2 separate regions of the Mus musculus genome follow, and region 1 is linked to region 2. Evidence: chromatin loops called from intact Hi-C (ENCODE). Cell type or tissue: left cerebral cortex. All regions are shown on one strand. Region 1 overlaps Grem2 (gremlin 2, DAN family BMP antagonist). Region 2 overlaps Fmn2 (formin 2).

Region 1 (2,500 bases), 310 kb before region 2:
TGGCTCATCCCCCCTCCGGTTCCTGAGTTCCAGCACTGCCCTTATCCCAAATCTTGTGCCTGCCCAAGCAAGATAAGGAAGTTATAAGAAAGCTATTCACTTTGCATATCACCGTGGAGCGTTTACGTCGACCCATTTTCTTTTAATCAGATGGCTGTGTTCTTTCGTCATTAGGAAGAATGCATGCGTCGTTCTACTGTGGAGTTAGGAAAATGTCACATTTTTGCCCTTTGACCAAAGCGAGTGATCACATGGGACATTTTTTTAAAAAAGTCTTGACAGGCAATAGATGTGCTGGGTAAATGCTATGTTTAAGGAAGAACATGTTAGTACTGTAGAGAAATATATCTCATCCTTAACATCCTCTGAGAAACTGATTGTAAAATGTTCACTAGTCATTGCATGCAACTCACCCAACTTAAGTCTATTTGTAGTTACAAGAGCTTAATAATAATAATAATTGTTATTATTATTACTGTTGGTGTGTGTGTGTCTGTGTGTGAGTGTGCGCATGTAAGGAGCTAATAGAAAAACTTTAGGGAACCACTTCTCTCCTTCCATATTGGGATCTTGAAAGCAAACCCAGGCCGTCAGGCTGGTGCCGCTGAGACATCCTGCAAGCCTGGATAGTTTTGTCATGAGTATTTGTCAGTATCCTATAACTCATTTCTCCTTGCCATTCAACTCCAAAGCCATGCTGGGTACATTGCATTGACTAAGTGAGAGTACAGTCGTTTTGTATAGGCTGAGATATATGAGTGGCTTTCAGATACATGTCTATATCTGGATGGGGGTCTAGGCATATACATACACCGCGTTTTGGTTATTCACTGTTTTTTGCTTATCATTTTTATGGAGAGAGGCACTCCGATCCTCATTCTCTTTACATCTTACAATAGCCAGCCAGAGATCTAGATTTCCTCAAACTATGTAAGGTATAATTTAAACAAATCACATGCCTTCAAATATTTTAAAACATCTCCACCTTAGCTCTCTTTTGATTCAAGAGAATGGTTTTGAATCCTGAGTTGGGTCCTGGGTTCTACTGATATGAGATGATTGTATTGCCTGGTCCAAGAGTAAACCATGGTAGACCACAGTCTCTTGGGCACACTGCAGGCTGGGTTAGCCAGGTTTGTGCTCCAGTGCAATGACAGCAAATATGCCAGGTGGCAGGCAAGAGCACTATGTTAGACTCTTTCAAGCAGTTAGGAGAACAGCAATGAATTATTCCAACCCAAGAAAATGTGCCCCATATTGGGCTTCTGACCAGTCGCACAAAGGACCAGCATGTAAGACGAATTGCGTAGAAGAGGAAGACATGTAATTATAAATTTGATCGATGGTGGCATCTGCTTCTTCAATTACCTGCTTCTCCTCCTATCACATAACTCTCTTGTCTCTAAGAACTGTACACATGGACTTAATAATGTATAAAACCAAACCTGATCACATGTCAGGCTACAAAAATGTGGTCCTTAGACCATTTGTTGCAACACTAACCTATCTCTTTGGCGTACTTGCCACTACCATGACTTCTAGTAGGAAAATCTCCTTGCCTCTCCAGCACATTGACAGTCCCAGCCCTTGGTGGGGCACTAATTGGTAGAGATGAGTCCCAGAGCCGTGTGGGAGTTAAGAGGGTGGAGAATAAGATGTCTCACGCAACAAGAATGTGAAGTGAGACTCTGTGACGGTGGACAGCCTCAAATGGGAATCCAGGAGCCAGAGGGAAAATGAGTCAAGTTCCTCTGGTTAGCTTCAAGGATATAGATTTGATGCGATGTCCTGAATATTTTCAACACTCTTTTCTGTGTTCCCAGGTATACTACACACAGGTGTGGGGTTGAAATAAACAGTTTTTGATGTGCTGACAAGCCTGGACATAGAAGCCAGAAGAGGGCAGCATGCAAACTCTGAAAACTATGATGCTGCTTCTTCATGTGCTTGTACCAATTTCCCAATGCCTACAAAATTCCTGTTCAATCTATGTACTCTCTTCCTTCTAGAAAACACAGTGTAGAGTCTAGAGAAGAGATATGTCACCCAGAGGGATTTTTTTTTTTTGCTAGTTTTGCTTCACAGTTGGAGTTGCCAGAAATAAGGAGAGCAACCAACTATTTAATAGGGAGCTCAGCTTCAGTTTCTTTTCGCTAACTTCACTTGTTGACTCTAATCAAGCAGTCTTTATACTATTAGAAGATGAAAGAATGAGAAATTAAATACAGGGAAGAGGGAAGAAGGAAGGTTGGTGTTCCTTAAGGCTTCTCCACGAATAATATTTTTTATTTGTTTGTTTGTTGCTGTTTCATCAGCAAAACCAACCATTACTGTGTGTCTCAAGTGTAAGTTCAAGGCCTCTGCATAATCAGTGATACTTTTGAAAACTGGGCTTCTAAAATGAGAGATGAGGAATGAGCTGCTTCAGTGATAGGCAGAATCTAAGATATGCTAACAAACCAAGAATCAAGTATCTACCTCTAGGCCCAGAGATGCTTAA
Region 2 (2,500 bases):
AAGGTTAAATAATTGCTCCAGGAAACACTGATGTTAAAATCTTACATGTTTTATAGTTGTATATATAATTCATTTAATTATACTTTCCCATGAAGTTCTACAGTAAGTGTCCCCTGGTGGAAAGAAACCAAAGGTCCAAGCTTGCTTTTGGGTTACCTTTTACTATGGAGTTGAATTCTTGTCCAATAGAGAGGCTTCATTGGCCGGCAAGGCTCGATCAGCTGCTTCCTAGCCACTCTGTCCTGATTCATCCCTAATCCAAACAAGCCAGTGGGCAATGGAGGAAAAAGAAATCCACACCCTTGAGGTGCTGCTGGTAAAGTGCTACTCCCAACTTGTGAGGAGTGTGGAGGACCTGAGCCAGGCAACAGTGGGGGTGGGGGGATGCCTGCCCCAGGGGGAGGTGGGGCGGGAGGTGGAACCCCCATACCTGGTAGAGGAGGTGGTGGAGGAATAGCAACTCCAGGTAGAGCAGGAGGAGGGGGTATGCCTGATCCAGGTAAAGGAGGGGGAGGGGGTATTCCCACTCCTGGAAGTGGAGGGGGTGGGGGTATTCCCACTCCAGGAAGAGGAGGAGGAGGGGGTATGCCCACTCCAGGAAGAGGAGGAGGAGGGGGTATTCCCACTCCAGGTAAAGGAGGGGGAGGAGGTATTCCCACTCCAGGAAGAGGAGGAGGAGGGGGTATTCCCACTCCAGGAAGAGGAGGAGGAGGGGGTATGCCCACTCCAGGAAGAGGAGGAGGAGGGGGTATGCCCACTCCAGGTAGAGGAGGGGGAGGAGGTATTCCCATTCCAGGGAGAGGAGGTAGGGGAGATATTCCCATTCCAGGGAGAGGAGGTGGGGGAGGTATTCCCATTCCAGGGAGAGGAGGTGGGGGAGGTATTCCCATTCCAGGGAGAGGAGGGGCAGGGGGAGGAGGGGGTACTCCTAGCCCAGGAAGAGGAGGAGGTTGGGGAGGGGCTGGCAGCATTTCTGGTCCCTGTAGATTGCTAAATTGTAGGGCTGGGGCTGTAGGACTGGGCAGAGCAGGCACTGTTATGTCAGAGAGACAGGGAGGTGGGGGAATTGCCATGCCCAGGCCAGGCATGAAACTGGAGGACTCTGTACAAGGCAGAGGTGGTGCGGGTGGGACATTACAGTTGTTTCCAAAGGAGGAGGAAACAGAATGTTCATGGCTGGTTTCTGACTCAGTATGCAGAGAAGGTTGGGAGGGCTGTCCCTGACTATCAGACCCAAGGAGAGGAGGAGGTGGTGGTAGTTGTGATGCACTCTGTATCTGTTGGGCATCCAGCTGTACTGATATTCTCCTTGGAGACACAATCAGAGAAATCTCTGAACAGAATTTTGTCTGAGGTCCAGAGGGTGAGGTTAGAAGGGCTGACTCTCCACTTGCAGCTGCAGGGGACCCCAGAAGACCCTCTGGTGGTGCCTTTGGAGGTGGCAATGTCAGGATTCTACCTTCTTCTGTTGGGGAAGTCTGTATTGATTTTGCCTCAAGAGTCCTTGGAGGCTGTGCAACCTTCCCATGCAATACAAGAGCATCTAGACTGACGTCTGCAGAGGCTGTCAATCCATTCTCAAGTCCTGAGAGGCCTCTGGGTCCCTCCAAGTCCAGGGCTGGATATTGCTTCTCTAGCTCAGCTATTTTTGTGCGTAGATCCTCGATGGTCTGTTCCAGTTGCTGAATTACAGTTGCCTGTCCTTCAGACTTCACATCGAAAACTTCCTAAGAGACAAGGGCAGCCACAATTAGTAAGACAGTGGAAAAATACAAATATCTAAAGAGGAATGGGAAAATTACACAAAGTCACACTGGGACTGCCTCCAGAAATATCCTGCCACAGAAAGATTTTACGGTAATTTCAGGGTGTACCCCCTTTTCTACCCTTGGATTTTAAAGTGGTTCAGACATACTCCCATTGGCTCCTAAAATCTTTGTCTGTCTCACCTTTATACAATGCCACCGAGGATGGGTGACACTGAAGGTTAGTTTTAAATGTCAACTTATCACAACCTAGAATCACCTGGGAAAAGAGTGATAAAGAGGAAGTACCTAAATCAAGTCAGCCGGTGGACAAGTCTATGTGTGGTTGCCTTGGTTACTTTCATGGATGTGGGATGAAGTACCCACCCTGATAGGGCCCTGAACTGTAGATAAGTAAAGAAAGCTAGCAGAGAAGAGAGAAATGAATGGATGTTCTGCTCCAAACTGGGGGTGCATCCTGACTCGCTGCTTCAGGTTTCTGCCTTGAGTTCTCTTGGATAATGGACTGTAACCCAAAATTACAAGGCATATGTTATTTCTCCCTGATGATTTGGTCTTGGTAAGTGTGTTCTATCTCAATAACAAAAATAAAACTAGAATAGTTCCAATGACTCGATTGTGGTAAGAGTATTTTATCACAATAACAGAAATAAAATTAGAATAGTACCCCTGAACAGGGAAGAATATTCTACAAGATAAATCTTTGCCTTCCTGACTATGCTATTGCTATTGAT

What was found. A loop is a pair of places that touch in the nucleus more often than their neighbours do. Peaks named below come from ENCODE experiments on the same cell type or tissue, not always from the same donor. Only the 100,000 strongest peaks of a DNase experiment are listed, where the experiment ranks them.
Region 1: a loop joins it to region 2, with 2.1 times the contacts of the local background. A loop is called at or near these places in 10 of 42 quality-filtered maps.

Annotation. Positions count from the first base shown.
Region 1 is chr1:174,917,840-174,920,339 of GRCm38, reverse strand. All of the region lies in intron 1 of Grem2 (gremlin 2, DAN family BMP antagonist), which reads left to right. Among named protein-coding and RNA genes, the nearest start is that of Grem2, 2.7 kb to the left of the region's middle. In left cerebral cortex, CTCF peaks have their summits at 1,162 and 1,897 (motif pointing right); DNase peaks (open chromatin) are centred at 1,154 and 1,872.
Region 2 is chr1:174,607,609-174,610,108 of GRCm38, reverse strand. Fmn2 (formin 2) reads right to left here. Exons shown (of 18, transcript NM_019445.2): 5 at 157-1,727. Among named protein-coding and RNA genes, the nearest start is that of Fmn2, 110 kb to the right of the region's middle. In left cerebral cortex, no CTCF peak of the experiment used is centred here; a DNase peak (open chromatin) is centred at 1,161.